2 separate regions of the Mus musculus genome follow, and region 2 is linked to region 1. The links are chromatin loops, found by intact Hi-C in ENCODE. Cell type or tissue: heart. All regions are shown on one strand. Links, peaks and the distances in the headings refer to the core of each region. The heading gives the core; the rest is flanking DNA.

Region 1 (8,134 bases), core at 1,862-6,861:
GGAGGTCAGGACAGGACAGGAGGACAGGACAGGACAGGACAGGAGGACAGGACAGGACAGGAGGACAGGACAGGAGTACAGGACAGGACAGGAGGACAGGACAGGAGGACAGGACAGGACAGGAGGACAGGACAGGACAGGAGGACAGGACAGGACAGGAGTACAGGACAGGACAGGACAGGACAGGACAGGACAGGAGGACAGGACAGGAGGACAGGACAGGACAGGAGGACAGGACAGGAGGGCAGGACAGGAGGACAGGACAGGACAGGAGGACAGGACAGGACAGGAGGACAGGACAGGAGGACAGGACAGGAGGGCAGGACATGACAGGAGGACAGAAGGACAGGACAGGAGGACAGGACAGGAGGACAGGACAGGAGGACAGGACAGGACAGGACAGGAGGACAGGACAGGACAGGACAGGACAGGAGGACAGGAGGACAGGACAGGAGCACAGGACAGGAGGACAGGACAGGACAGGAGCACAGGACAGGAGCACAGGACAGGAGGACAGGACAGGACAGGAGGACAGGACAGGACAGAACAGGAGGACAGGACAGGAGGGCAGGACAGGACAGGACAGGAGGACAGGACAGGAGCACAGGACAGGAGGACAGGACAGGACAGGAACACAGGACAGGAGCTCAGCCTGAGCTGTCTGAGACCCTGCTTTAGAAAAGCAGAACAGATGTGTGCAAATTCTGTGCTTCAAATCTTGAAGAAAGCTATGAGTTTGTTCCCTTTCTGTGTGTGTCTGTCTACTTTTCAATCATAGTGTAATCTTAGTAGCACTTGTGCAGTAGTTGATAATGTCAGGGATGAGGATCCAGAATCACAAAGAACTTCACAAGCCTTCAGGGTTGTCTTATACAGTGTGTTCTTCAGTTAACTTAGACCTTTTACCTTTCTTACGTTAGTTTGTTAGTTGCTTTATTCTGCTTCCAGCGAGTGGTTATTTCAGCTTCACAGTGGAATGAGGTGATAGCTAATGTCGCTTTATAAAGACACAGTTACCATGGTCTACTCAAAATTGCTTAGAGAGAATGTATCAGACATGGTTTAATTTCCTGATAGAAACACTTGTAACCACAGTTCCTAATGACTGACTAGGACTTCTGACTTGTGAGTCTGATGTCTTATCTGTGACTTATAAAGGCACTTATTGATTTGTAACCCTAAAGATAATTGGCCTTAAGCAACATTGTTTCATCACTAGGCTTCAGGGTGAACATTCTGTGCTTTGTTAGGGCCTGTTAGAAGTGAGTTGCCATATCTCATTGTTTGGGGGTCTGGGCCTTTGGAAGAACTGACCAGTTCTGATCCCTGGTTTCTTGTTTCCTTTGTAGGAGTTGCTGCAATTGGTGGTGCTTTCACTGAACAAATTCTCAAGGATATGGCTGCCTTCAACGAGCGGCCCATCATCTTTGCTTTGAGTAATCCGACCAGCAAAGCGGAGTGCTCTGCAGAGCAGTGCTACAAGGTGACCAAGGTGAGCAGTCCAGGATGGGTCATCCAGGAAGCCTGAGCTGCTCCGGTGTTGATCACCCCTTGACCTCAGCCTTACTCCCTCCCATCAGAACCGAAAGATACAGGAAGACTCTTCTTCCGTGGTGACTCCACCTTCTCATCCTCAGGAAATAAACCAACTCTGTAGGTCTTCATGGTAGCATCCCTTGAGTGACTTGGAAAGTTTTAAATATAAAAAAAGTAAAGGGAAAGAACTGAACTTCGGGTGGTTATGAAGATATCTTTAGCTGTTTCTTAGCACTGAAGCATACAAAATGAAGCCACAGTTTAATTTTTGCTTAGCTAAATTTTGGGTTTGGATTTTGATGCCATGGGTGGAGGATCTGGGCAGCTATGCTGATACCCAGCCAGACTGGCATAGAGTCCTCGGCACTCAATACTTCCCAGTTTTAAAAATAAAAAGTTAATTTTATACTGTGTTTGTACTGATATATATTTGACTGATAGCTTGGCAGAAGGCCTTTTGTTCTCCTCAAAGACTTGAAAATATCGTAACAAAAATGAGATTGATTTTATGCATCTAAAACTTCTATTTTGGAAATATAAAATAGAGAATGTAAACACAGCACAAAGTCATGATACTGTGTGCAAGCCGGAGCTTGGCTCGACTTTGTAATGATGTTTCAAGCCTTCATGGTCGCGGAGCTAATGATGCTTTGACAAGGAGCCATTCCACGCCTTTCTCTCTGATCTGGGGTGGCAGGCAGTATCCTGAGTAATTGTAATCTTTATCTCATCTACAGATTGAGTTTTCTTCACATTCTTCCATAGCTTTAAGTCCTCAAGGGAGAACACACAGCCCTTGAGCAGTAACAGAATCGTAGTGTAGTACTTGCACGTAGGAGGCCCTGGATCAGCAAGTGCGCAATTCATTGCTTTGTTTCTGTGTATGTCAACAGTCCTCCCTTAGCTTAGAGCTCCTGCCACACACATCCGTAATTCGAGTTCAGCTTATATAGCTCTATTTTAAACCTTCAGTGTGTCAGAAATAGGTGGTCTCACCTATTTCTCACCTAATGCTCTGTATTGTAAAACACTGAAAGTCACCAGGAAACTGGACACTAAGTTCTAACCTAGCACACCATCTCGAAAATTCTAGGAACCTCTTGACTTCATCTTCAGACGTTTGCAGTTAGAAGCCTCTTCAGATGTGGCCACTGGGCCTGTGGTTGGACCACTGCAGAGAACAGAGTTGCAGCCTTAGGGAGTCCTATGCTGAGTTCATTCCTGGGCAGGTTAACATAGAGTAAAAAGCACCCGTGCTGACCCCTTGGCAGCACCAACAGCACAGCCCCCGGGCTCACCAGGAGTTAAGCTCTAGACACTCCTAAGCCTCCTTCAGACGGTTCTGTCCTCAGACACCCCACTTCCCTTATCAGCAGTGTGTGTCTGTGTTGCAGGGACGTGCAATCTTTGCCAGCGGCAGTCCTTTTGATCCAGTCACTCTCCCAGATGGACGGACTCTGTTTCCTGGCCAAGGCAACAATTCCTACGTGTTCCCTGGAGTTGCTCTTGGGGTGGTGGCCTGCGGACTGAGACACATCGATGATAAGGTCTTCCTCACCACTGCTGAGGTACTGTGAAGAGCTGGTGTGTGCCAAGGCTGGATTTGCCCAGTGCGGTGTCTTATTTATTTAGTGTCACAGCTGTCTGTCAAGTGTGAAGAATGCTAAGCAGAGACTAGGAGTGGGTAGCTAGTGGGTTGCTAAGCATCACTAGTGAGAGTCTTCCTCCGTCGAGACTAGCTTTCATTTCAAAGGAGGAATCTTTAACTTGCTTTTAGCTACTGATTATCAGTGAAACAACTAAAAGTATTTTTTTCCAAATGTCGGTAAGTCACATTTCTCCACCGTGAGCCTGCCTAAATAATGGCATTGTGAAGTCTGACACAGTTTAGTAGAAGTGTCTGTCATTACCGCTTCAGTACAGAAAATTAAAGCTGCACTAGTTTTTAAGCAGATATGAGACTAAAACAGGACACTGCAGGTTCGTACGCTCACTAGAGGGGCTGATGAGATGGTTCAGTGGATAGAGGTACTTGCTGCCAATACTCATGAGCTGAAGTCAGTCAGCGCAGGACTTCATAGTGTAGAAGAAAATCTCCTGCAGCTTGGTCTCTGATTCCTACACATGTGTCATGGCATGCACATGCCACCTCCCCATAAATAAATACAAATGTAATCAGGATTTTTTTTTTAAGGAAACCACTGATAGGAGAAGTCAGCTTTCAGTAGGATTTCGGGAAAGTCCCTCAGGGCGTCACCGAGCCCACCTGTCAGGCAGTCCTGAACGGTCGAGGACTGATTTTACCCAGCCCCAAGCTGATACATTAGCCGCAGTTTCTTAGACACGGTGGAGAGAACGTGAGGCACCAGCTCAGAGACAGAGAGTGGCGTTAATCCTGCTGCAAATGGTCCTGGGAGCTTACGCTTATTGTCCGATTCCTTTGCATCCGAGCCTCAGCAGGATCCTGGTGCCGTGGGTGGGATATATTTGTCACCATGAACTGATAACTTGCATGCTGGTCCTGTTGTAACTGTGTTCCAAATTTGGGCGCGCACACACACACACACACACATATATACACACGCACATACATATATATATCATATATATATGTATATGTAATTACTGAGAGTATTTTAAAGTTTTTACATAAAGAAAAGTACAACTATTTCTTTTAGGAAAGCATAAAATGATCTTAATTCTTTAGCCCATGTTTTCTTCCTTTAACTCTAGCACCCTCTAGTGACAATGTCAGGTAAATACGTTTTATTTCTCATTTCATAAATAGTGATTGCTGATCACTGTCAAAGGTTCATGGGCTTTCATCTTAGCACCCTGGAGGTAGAACCAAGTGGATCTCTGAGAATTCAAGAAAAGTCTACTGTGCAGAGCAAGTTTCAGGTCACCCAGAGTTACATGGTGACACCCAGACCTCCCCCTTGGTCTCTGAAATTTTTTTTTCTTTTTTGAAGAAAAAAATGTAACTGGGTATGGTGGCTCATGCATACTTGTAATCCCAGCATTTTCAGGGATGGGTCTAGATGTAGGATTTCAAGGTTAAGGTTGGTCTTGGCTACACAGAGAGCTCCAGGTCAGCTTGTACTACATGGTGAAATAGCAGAACCAAGTCAAGGAAAAGCAACCGGTGCCATGGCAACTGGGCTCTCTCACTGCTGGTTTCCTCCCAGCTGTGTCATCACAGCATTCTCCTTCCTCAGACAACACGCCCTTGCTTGCTTCCCCTGGTCTTCAGCTTGCTTTTAATGAAGACTGCACATATGTGCATGCGCGCGCGCGCACGCACACACACACACACACACACACACACACACACACACACACACACACACAGTGGATTTAGGGTATTATTTTTGCTTCCCACATAGTTCCTTAAGGCAGATCTGTCACTAAATCTGGGTCTCACTGATGTGGCTGGGCTGGCTGACCAGCAAGACCCAGGGTTCTACCTGACTCTGCCTCCCAACACTGGGAGTCTAAGTGTGTGCTGCAGAGCCTTGCCCACAGCCCATAGATACTGAGATCCCCTCAGGACCTCATGCTCATTTAAGCACGTTCCCAGCCTCGAGGCTACACTTTTTTAAACACTCGGACCCTGAGGGTAACCTGGCTGGCGTTGTTCTTGAGAGCTTTGGATGTTAACAAGATCATGTCGCTCCTTTAACTGAAGAGTTCACTCCCTTTAAGGCCCTTCCTTCTTCAGAATGTCATAGCAACAACAAGCTGCTGACACAGGGGAAGCAGTGCAATAGAAGCTCCTGGAAGAACAAACTTAGTGCTGTAGATGCTCACTGCCCGGGGAAGGCTGTCTGGTTCAGCTCACTGAAGTCACAGTTCAGAAATTAGAGTGACTTGCTTTATTCCACAACCCCAGATTTAATCACTTCTGTATTACAGCACACATACACAAAAACTGATTGGAAGGGGCTGGAGAGATGGCTCAGTGCTTGAGAGGACCTGGGTTCAGTTCCCAGCCCACATGGTGCCTCACAACCATCTGTAACTCCAGTTCCAGGGCATTTGACGTCATCTTTGGTCCTCCAAGGACACCAGACACAGACACAGAGGTGCACAGACATTCATGAAGGCAAAGGCAAAACACACACACACACACACATACATATATATATATACATATATATATATATATATATATATATATATATATATATACATATACATATACATATACATATACATACATACACACACACACATACACTAGTTTGGTCACATGTGAAACTGGAAATTTCATTGACTAGGCTAATCTGAAAGGGTATTTTTGGATTTTTAAGAATGTATTTGTTGCTTTATGTGTGAGTAGTACATGCGTGTGTACTTGTGCAGAGGTGGATGCATGTGTATGAAGGTGTGTAAAGGTTAGAGGTTAACACTGGCTGTCTTTTGAGACAGGCTTTCTCACTGAGTCCACAGATCACCCGTTGGCTTGGCTGGCCAGCTAGGGAGTCAGGGCTAGAGCAGTGTGGTTCAGTGATGCTCCTGTCTCTACCTCCTGGTGCTGATTGCAGAGCTGTGTCATGCAGTGGCCTTTAAAGAACTCATCTTTCCAGCCTCTGGTTCTGAATCTTTGTTTTAATTATGAAGAGTGAGACTGTTAACTTCCCTGGTGCTGGGAATAGTCTTTGGGACTGTGTGCAATACCTGACAGGGCAGCTCTAGTTGCTGTCCTTGGCTGCGCAGTATGCAGCAGACTACCAGAGTTGCACGTGTGCTGACGTACAACTGACTTGGCATGGGCAGGAACCCTTTGCTCTTTCCAGTGTTTGAAAATTCCATCATAACACAACAGGGCTAAGTTCTGTCTATCTAATACTTTCATTTTAGACATGAATTGGAGTAAAGATAACATAGAGTCGCACCATTGTGTGCAAATCAGCCTGACAGTTCTACTTTTTACAGTGTGTCAGCTGTTTGTCACTAGATGAGCTAACAATTCCATTGTTTCTCTCCTGTTTGGGATAGTAGCTATGTTCTCAGTGATTTAGATCCCACCCCCGCCCCGCACCGTGTTTGAGTGTTTTTCTTGCATGTGTATAAGTATGTGCCTTATGCTTGTGGACCAAAAGAGTGCATCAGATACCCAGGGGTTGCAGACATGTAAGCTGCTGTGTGGGTGTTAGGGATCTGACTCTGGCCATCTCCAGCAGCAGCGAGTGTTCTTAATCACTGAGCCAGCTCTGCAGCCCCAGGTTATTAGTGCTGTTGTTGAGCCGGGGTCTCAATGTGTAGCTGGATGGCCTGAAACTCACTGTGCAGACCAGGCTAGCTTCAAATTCACGCAGGTTGTCTGCCTCTGACTCCTGACTGTAGGAATTAAAGGTGTGTGCACCAGGACACCCAGCTCGGTTCTTGTCTCATCCGTAGATCAGGAATTACCTGACACTCCTCACTAGTCCTTAAATCCATAAATGAGGAAAACCAACACAACCTGTGAACTGTTCCTACCTGAGCTCTGGTAAGGAGTAGTTGTCTTCTCCTCTCTGTTCTGGGGAATGGCATGCCCACTTCAGTAGTAAACATTTAATGTCTCTTTGTTTAGAGTTTGGAACCCTGATCACTTTCTCTGGGGCAAAGGAAAGCTCATGTTTATTACCATGTCACAAAAGCAAGAAATTAATTAGTTAAATGAATTTATTATATAATCATGACCAATAGTTTCTAAGTCTAGGTGTCTTAGTCAGTGTTCTGCTGCTGTGAAAAGATACCGTGACCAAGGCAACTCCTATAAAAGAAAGCATAGACTCGGGAGCTTGCTAACAGTTTCAGAGTTAGTCCATTGCATCATGGTGGGGGCATGGCAGTGTGTAGGTAGGCTTGGTGCAGGATGAGCCGAGAGACAGACAGGGTGAAGGAGAGAGAAAGGGAGGGAGGAGAGAAAGAGACATATAGACACAGAAACCTCAAAGCCCACTCCCATTGACACACCTCCTCCAACAAATCTCCACTTCCCAGTCATTCCAAACAGTTCTTAACTGAGGACCAAACCTGCAAATATTTGATCCTGTCGGCGTCATTCTTATTGTTGGAGGTCCAGGAGTTGCCTCATAAGCCACACGAACACCGGTCTCAGTCAGACAGGAATAGTTTATTGAGCATTTGGCCAGTTCTGATAGATGGAGCCTTGGACCAGACTTGGGAACCGGTTGCGACCATGAGCCAGGATAGTACAGAGCTTTTAAGCCTTGAAATCCATGAGCAATCTGGGCCAAGTTATTTTACCATTCGGGATTTAGGGATAGGGGATTTCTTTAGGAACATGTCTTGTACATTTATCTTGCTCCCATTGGTTGGGGGTATTCTACTCTGGCAGGGGACTTGCCTTGTTGTCTAACATCCATGTCTTAACTTGCCAACCAGATGTCAGTTACCCACATACATGTCTTATTCTGCCAAATAGGATGTCAATTTCCAGAGAGGTCTTGGGAACATAAAACCTTGACCCCTACTCAAAATGGAAGTTTTATTCAAAATAACTTCTTATGGATTTAGTCCAGGGGCAGCTTATAAAAGCAAAAACTGTAAGAGCTCATACACAGGTACAGGAAGTACTGTCTGGCAC
Region 2 (8,134 bases), core at 1,340-6,339, 99 kb before region 1:
AATATCAATAATGCAACCACAGGGTTTGAATACTGGAAGACCTTTTATTCTCACCCTCTTTCCTCAAAGAAGAAACCATATAGTCTTGCAAAAATGAACATCTTGGTTTCCAGAACGCTCAGGGGAGTCCTTCTTAAGCTCAATAGGTCTGATCACTGGACCCGTGTACTCTTAACACCTCTTCTCTTATCGCGTTCAAAAGAAATTCCCCTCCTATGCTATTCAGATACAGGCGGGGAGTCGCCCTCTCGCCCAGTGCCATCGAGGCCTGGACTTTCTGGGTCAAAGTTGATCCCCCTCCTGCATCAGGCCCCGGGGGCATGGCTGGCACCCAGGACGTTGGGGTTAGGGGAGGACAGTGGACGAGCCGAGGAAGCGAGGCGGCCCGCCCCTCACCCGTCGGGGCCCAGGTCTCTCGCTTGGCGTTCACCAGCCTGGCCGGAGCCCCGCCCCCGCCCCCTCGCACGGCGGCTCGGCCGATGCCGCCGTGACTCAGCGCTTCTCGCGGGCCGCCCGGCCGCGGCGGCGGCGGCTAGGCGCGGGCTCCTCCCGCCTCGCCACCCCCTCTCGCCACCCACGCCCGCCCCCGGCCGCGGGGCCTTCCGTCGCACGGCCGCCGCCCGCCGCACTCCGCGTCCGCCCCGCCACCGTGCCAGCCATGGAGCCCCGAGCCCCCCGCCGCCGACACACCCACCAGCGCGGCTACCTGCTGACGCGGGACCCGCATCTCAACAAGGTGAGCCCCGCGGCCCCGAGAGCCGCCCTGTGCCCGCAGCCGGCCGCTGGGCCGCGGGGACCTGCGTGCCACCGAGGGGACCGTCCCACCCGGGAGGCCACTGCGGAGCCGGCGCCCTCGCCTCTCAGCATCCCGATGCTGGACCCCGGGGAGCGATGTAACTTGTGGTCCGCTCTTCTTTGTCTGCCCCTTTCCCATCCCGGGAAGGGCAGTGTGGACCAGTGTGGGAATCGAGCGTTTTCCGTGAGGGTGGCAGGCGGGCGGCCAGCTCAGCCGCGACGTGCCTTCCCGGTCCAGGTGACTGGACTGGCAATGACCGGAGGCTGCTGTGGAGACAAGTGGTCCTACCGGTCCTGCCTTGAACAGAGATGGCCTCTGAGTGCCTGGGATCCCATCCACAAGATGTGGGGGCTCCAGGGCCTCTTGGCTTCTGGGATGACATTGGTTGTATGGTGTGGGTGGTTTCTTGTTGAACCCTACGTGCATGCCTAGGTGGGAAAACTTACATGATACGGCGGTACAGTCATTTATTTTATTTATTCATTTATTTTCCTTTCTAAATTCTGACTTTTGGAAAGTTATTATTTTTTTTTAAACCAGTCCTCTTTTTTTCTTTTCTTATTACAAGGAAATTCAATGTATGCCCCAGATCAGAGTTCCCTTTTCTCATGCTGTGATATCTCTCCTCCCACCCTATACCCAAGATCTCCCCTAAATGAGAACATTTTAGAAATGATCAGTTTGCTTTTGTAAGTAACTAGGTCTTATTTTATAGTGTGGGTGGTTGTTAGAATGGTGTGTGTGTGTGTGTGTGTGTGTGTGTGTGCGTGCGTGCACGCACGTACGCACATATGTGCATGCACGTGTGTGCATATCTGATTTCCTATTTCTTCAGTATGTGGAGAGTGACATGAGTGTCAGCATGGAGGCCTGTTAAGTCTTTTAGGGTATCACTTTAGTGAACCTCCTTTTTCGTTAAGAAGTGTACCTCAGCATTTCTCTCTAGTCATGTTATGGGTGACTTGTGCTCATTATTAATAACTTAAACACGTGTGATTATTTTGCGCATTATAGCTAGTTTGAGTTTGTAATTTTTTTATGACTCTTTTTTTTTTTTTTTTTTTTTTGGTTTTTCGAGACAGGGTTTCTCTGTGTAGCCCTGGCTGTCCTGGAACTCACTCTGTAGACCAAGCTGGCCTCGAACTCAGAAATCCGCCTGCCTCTGCCTCCCGAGTGCTGGGATTAAAGGCGTGCGCCACCACGCCCGGCGAGTTTGTAATTTTTTTGTAGTGACTTCTACAAATCTTTATTTGATTATTTATAGCTATGTAGTGTAAACATTTTAAGTTTCCTACTTATTTTTCCTTCAAAATCAATGTAATTGCTAGTTTGAATTTTTTTTCTTCCTATTTTATTATCCTGTAGGTCGAGGACTATTTTCACTAGAACAAAGGTAAACTTTGGTGTGACAAAGCCACTTGTGGCTCTCACGTGTTACCTGCCTGTCCTGACTTATGACGAAATCATGGGTCGCCTTGACAAGATCACACGAGTAGCAGAACCTGTTTGATTTTCTTAAGTCAAGGTTGAAATGTTTGTTAAGAGTGGGTAGACAGGCCAGCCCATCCCATCCCATAGCAAAGGCATACTTTACTGGGTTTGGAGTCTCCTGCTAACCTGTAACAGTTGATACCCACTGTAGAAACGATACTGTCACAAAGATCTTACACCAAAGGTAGAAAAGTACAGTCTTAATGTGTGCACACATTTTACCTGCAGTGTATCAAGTTGGATTACAAATCTGGGTCATCTTGGGACAATCAATAGAAGGAACTTTACTTACTCAGCCCTGGGGTCAGCGTGATGCCTGTGGCATTAACATCATCTGCTATATACTCAAAAGTCCCCTGTCTTTGTTATTAGGACAGAATTCTTAATTTAATTTAATTTTTTAATGTTGAGATGACCTGACTCCAAGGGGATGCTAAAGTCAACAGTGCTTTCTAAATTTCTCCTAGCAGACGAGCCTAGCCTGTCACCCGCTATAGGAATACTCGTTTAGCCACACTAAGGAAGAGTTTGACGATCCTACCTTTGGGTGACCGAGACATGCTTAGTTAGTATTATGTCCGTACATTTAGGTATGGATGAAAACATCTTTTGTTGCTGAGGAAAGTGGCTCGGTGGTTAAGAGTGCTTGCTGCTCTTGCAGAGGACACGGGTTCAGTTCTCAGCACCTATCTCAGGCAGCTCACAGCTAGAGGCACCCACAAACAACTTGTATATGTACACAAGAGAGTGCGTGTCCCCCACACCACAGAGAGAGAGAGAGAGAGAGAGATCTACCAGTTAGCATTTTATTCACATTCTCCTGTTATTCAAATCCTTATAGTGCTATTTCCTGTTATGTTGAATGTAAATTAATGTTTTACTATCTATCCTAGATGTGTCTAACTCCCAAACTTAGCCTTTAGCTTAAAATATATTGAAGATTTTCTTCTTTTCATTTTTGTTGTGACTCCTAAAATTAAAATGATATTAATTGATTTAGTAATCATTTCCCTAGGGAAGCCTTTCCTAATTATCTTATTCTCACTATGATTTAATGCTTACACTTATACACTAAGGTGCTCCATATTATTTTGTACTTACTACTTCGTCAGTTATTTGTTTATTTATTTAGTGCAGTTCTGATTGTGTAGCTTTGTCTAGCCTGGAGGGAATTGACTATCTAGACCAGGTTGACCTTGCACTCATAGAGAGGTCTGCCTGCCTGCCTCTGCCTCCTAGTGCTCAGATTAAAGGCATGCATCACCCCAGCAACTGCAGGGAGCTTTCACAGTGTTGGTTCTGGCAATATCCTAAGACAGTAGACCCATTAATTTAACTACCTCATAATATCTAATTAATACACATTTATACAGAAGTCTAAAGTTCCTTTGAATCGGTCATTAAATTGTTTAATGGGATAGAGCTAAAAATGTTAGACTTCGACTTTCATTTTATTTATTTTTTTAAAGATTTATTTATTTATATATTTTATGTATATATGAGTATACTGTCACTGTCTTTAGACACACAAGAAAAGGGCATTAGATCCAATTACAGATGGTTGTGAACCACCATGTGGTTGCTGGGAATTGAACTCATGACCTTTGGGAGAGCAGTCAGTGCTCTTAAGCGCTGAGCCATTCTCTCCAGCCCCAGAATTTGGCTTTTATAATCTGTGAAATTTTAACTACGTGTTGGCACAATCTTAAGGAAGTAAAAATTGGTAAAAGTCAAACTTAACAGTAGACACAAAGTCAAGAACAACAACAAAGCAAACCGGAGAGACATAGGATCTTCGTAATTTATACGGAATTCTAAACCTTACTACTTGCTAATAGTCAAATGTATATCATTTCAGACTGATTCTGTCACAGCTGTTGGGAAGTACTTCTACCTCATACTTAGGGGATTTACTGTGTTAATAAACATAGCATATATACATGCATTTATACATACATATGTCTATATATACACACACATATATGAATGTATACACATATATAAACACTATACATATATACACATATATGCATACATACATTTTTTTTTTGAGACAGAATCTCACTTTGTGTAGTTGAGGCTGGGCTAGAGCTCATTATATAGACTAGGCTGGCCTTGAACTCAAAGCAGTACTCCTGCCTCAGTCTTCTACAATTGCAGGTGTGAACCACCATACCCTACAGACGGAACTGTTTTAAGATGTGTGTGTGTGTGTGTATGTGTATATATATATATATGTGTGTGTGTGTGTGTGTGTGTGTGTGTGTATGTACTTAGGTATACAATTTAAAATGTATTAGTTTCAGGATTTCCGCTGATTTAGATGACTTGTAATTCTCTGTTTTCAGAAATTTTATATGGCCAGTAATCATGCTTTATAAACTGCTGTACAAAAATTAAAATGGTATGAACAATAAAAAAATAATTACTCCCATTATTTTTCACTTTGTTTATGCAGAGGTGGGAAAACGCTAATTGTTAGCTTTGTTGTAGGTAATTGTTCCTTTGAGTCTCCAAATGCTACACCCCTTTGGTATTTTATGCATTTTGATTCAGTTGCAGCTAGTGGTAGTTTCTACTAATAATTTAATTTGGTCCTCCTTATTAACTTTGAAATCGAAAAGGCGAGATTCTGAAAAGTGCTTGCTCCCCATTATAGCAGGTTCTGGTTTGCTGTGCTATGAGGAAAAGAGAAACAAACAGATCTGTGATTAGGAACAGAAAGCACTGCAGTTCAAGACAATAATTGTTTTGAATAATACAGAGAATATTAAGACTCACTGTTTTTCCTGAGGTCATGCAGATGGAGTTATAATCTATCTGAGTCAACCATTAACCCTTTGAATTTGATGACAGAAGACAGACTTTAGTCTCCACTATGCTAATCTGGTAACTTTGGAGTAAAATATTAAAAAATGTTTAAAAAAACCATGAGACTAGAAGTTCTAGAGATTTTATACTAAGCTCACCAACATCATTTTTCACTGATTACGAACAACAGCAAGAGTGTTTGTGTGCTCGTGACTGTGTTTCTATTGTGAGGAGTCCCAGGCAGGAATCTGAGGGTTTCAGGTTTTATTTTATTTATATTTTTAAAGATTTACTTATTTATTTTATGTATATATGAGTATACTGTCACTGTCTTCAGACACACCAGAAAAGGGTTTCAGGGGTCCTAAGACGCCAGTGTAGTATTACAAGTAGGCCCCTTAAACTTAGAATAGATTGCAATATTTTTAAATTATTCAGTCTCCAAATGTATTTTCCAACTTGATTGTGACATAGTACATCTATATTATAAAATAACATACACACATACACATGTGTTATAAAAGTCTTTATGTGCTGTGATTATATTACTCCAGAACTCTTGTGTTGAAATTGTAACTCCCCCTAAACTGAGTGATAAGTTGTATGTCAACCTGCATTATACCATGAGGCACCACCTAAAACATTCTCTAAAACCAAAGATCAAAAAAGTCAGTTAGCACTGCTCCCAAGTAAAATCAAGGCATAAATGAGAGAAGGAATTCTTCATAATGAGGAGTCAATTTTGAATAAAGTTATAATAGTTACGAGTATATGCCAAGTAGTATACAGCCACCTTCATATTAAAGATGTCTTCCTAAATTCTGTGTTCTTATCACAAAAAAGTATGTGTGATCATGCATATGTTAGTTTTACTTACCTATTCTGCAATGTATATACTTCCCCCAATATATATAATAAGTACATCAATTTTTGTTTTCAAATGTAAAATTATTAAAACTAAATTTTATCTTTTAGATTTAAGGTTAAAAACCTTAAAATGTCAGCCGGGTGTGGTGGCACACGCCTTTAATCCCAGCACTTGAGAGGCAGAGGCAGGCAGATATCTGAGTTCGAGGCCAGCCTGGTCTACAAAGTGAGTTCCAGGACAGCCAGAGCTACACAGAGAAACCCTGTCTCGAAAAAAACCAAACCAAACCAAACAAACAAATAAACAAAAAACCTTAAAATGTCACTCTATGACATAGGAGAAATCTGATACCTTGTATCTTAAAGTAGAAACAGGATACATCAGACAAATAACATTCACAAATTTCTCCTGCAATTTATATTTTTCCAAACCATCAGAAAAATTCAGTTGTTAGATCAGGAAAATGGAAAACAACAACTCCTTCTCTGAGAATTAACATGTAACATGAGGGTGTTGCTGGCTTTAAGGGATCCACAGATGTCAAGTTACAATTTCAAGAACTGATGCCATGTGGAGTGTCAGTTCTTAAAGCCTGACAAAGCTACACTAGTGAGAAGCTGGGATGATCTTATTAGTCATTGCTGGTTTCTAATAGTATTTTTAATTTGTGTGTTTAGGCCATTTACATTTAATGTGATTGTTATGTTTAGATTTATGTCTACCATTTTATTAGATGTTTGTCCTCTCTGATTTTTACTCTGGGATTTCTCCTTTTCCATTGTTTTAATGTTTATCATTATGTTTTAGTCAGTCTGTTTAACTTATGACCATATCTCCTTGCATATGTATTGCATCGACTCAAATCTTTATGTTTGGGTAGAGCATAAATTTTATGTCCTTTTAACTTTTCACACATATTTTAAGGCGTTCAGGAGTGAGTGGAGAATCTGATGCAGTTCCCAGATATTTACAGCTACTCTCCTTACTTTTGGTTGCTGATGTTCCAAGTTTTCCTCAGGAGACATTTTCCTTCCATTTCAAGATTTTTTTTTTTTTTAGAACAGGTCTGCAGGAGACCAGCTGTCTTGATTCCCTTTCTTTGAAAATGTTCTTATTTTCCCCTCATTTCTGAAGCATATTTTCACTGGGTATGGAATTATCTGTTATCAATCCTCTTCCTCAGTATTAACACACATGGTCCTCCTACTTTCTGGTCTCCTTTGTTTTCGCTGAGGAAGCTGTAGTCACTTAGGTAATTATGTATATGTATATATATGTATATATATGTGTGTGTATATGTGTGTATATATATATATGTATATTATATATATATACATATATATAATATATGTATATATCACTTTTCTTTGGACAGTGGAGCTTGTTTTCCATTTTCAAAATCTTGAATGTAAATGCTTTTGGAATTAGAATTTTTTGTTAACCTTCTTAGTTATGTTAAATTTTGCAGTTCAGTAATCTTACATCTTCTTGCAATGTTTCTATAAATTTTAAAACATTTTCGAGTCTTTTTTTCCTCCCTTGTTCCTTTGGTGTGTCTCTCTGAGTGTACATGTACAAACGTGCATGTGTGGAGGCCAGATACCCATGGTGGATGGCTTCATTTGCTCTTCACTTTGTTCCTTGAGACAGACTCATGCCCTGAGACTGGAGATCACCGATTAGCTAGTCAGGCTGACCAGTGAACTCCAGGGATACCTGTCTCTGCCTCCCCAACTCAAGGATTAGATAAGCTTGCCACCATGGCTGCCTTCTACTTACAAGAGTGCTGGGATCTGAAACTAGGTCCTTAGGCTTGCATGGCAAACACTCTTTATCAACAGAGCCAACTCATAGTACACTATCACTTTTAAGACTGATGACATAAGTGCTAAATGCAGAACAATATTAAAAGGCCTCTTAGTCTTTTATTTCATACATTTGTCTGCTTAGTTAGTTTGTCATGATTCATCATGGGCATCCCTGACTCCTCCCACTCCATCTCTGCTCTTGCGCCCACCCTGTGAATACTTTGAGTTGCTGTGTTATTCACTTCTAAAACTTGCACTTGCCTTTATTTCTTTGCTGATACTTTATACTCATTTAAAGGGATTTGCTTTTATATTTGATAATGGCATAGTAGCTAGTGGCTCTAATTATTTTTATAATAG

The links. Peaks named below come from ENCODE experiments on the same cell type or tissue, not always from the same donor. Only the 100,000 strongest peaks of a DNase experiment are listed, where the experiment ranks them.
Region 2: a loop joins it to region 1, with 2.0 times the contacts of the local background. A loop is called at or near these places in 1 of 42 quality-filtered maps.

Annotation. Positions count from the first base shown.
Region 1 is chr9:86,589,414-86,597,547 of GRCm38, reverse strand. It overlaps Me1 (malic enzyme 1, NADP(+)-dependent, cytosolic), which reads left to right. Exons shown (of 14, transcript NM_008615.2): 11 at 1,350-1,492; 12 at 2,931-3,104. Among named protein-coding and RNA genes, the nearest start is that of Rwdd2a, 21 kb to the right of the region's middle. In heart, for the core only: a CTCF peak has its summit at 4,280 (motif pointing left); a DNase peak (open chromatin) is centred at 4,717; H3K27ac peaks cover 1,700 bases.
Region 2 is chr9:86,688,275-86,696,408 of GRCm38, reverse strand. It overlaps Me1 (malic enzyme 1, NADP(+)-dependent, cytosolic), which reads left to right and starts at 495. Exons shown (of 14, transcript NM_008615.2): 1 at 495-736. The coding sequence starts at 659. A330041J22Rik (RIKEN cDNA A330041J22 gene) reads right to left here and starts at 967. Exons shown (of 3, transcript NR_045835.1): 1 at 707-967. In heart, for the core only: a CTCF peak has its summit at 3,532; no DNase peak of the experiment used is centred there; H3K4me3 peaks cover 320 bases.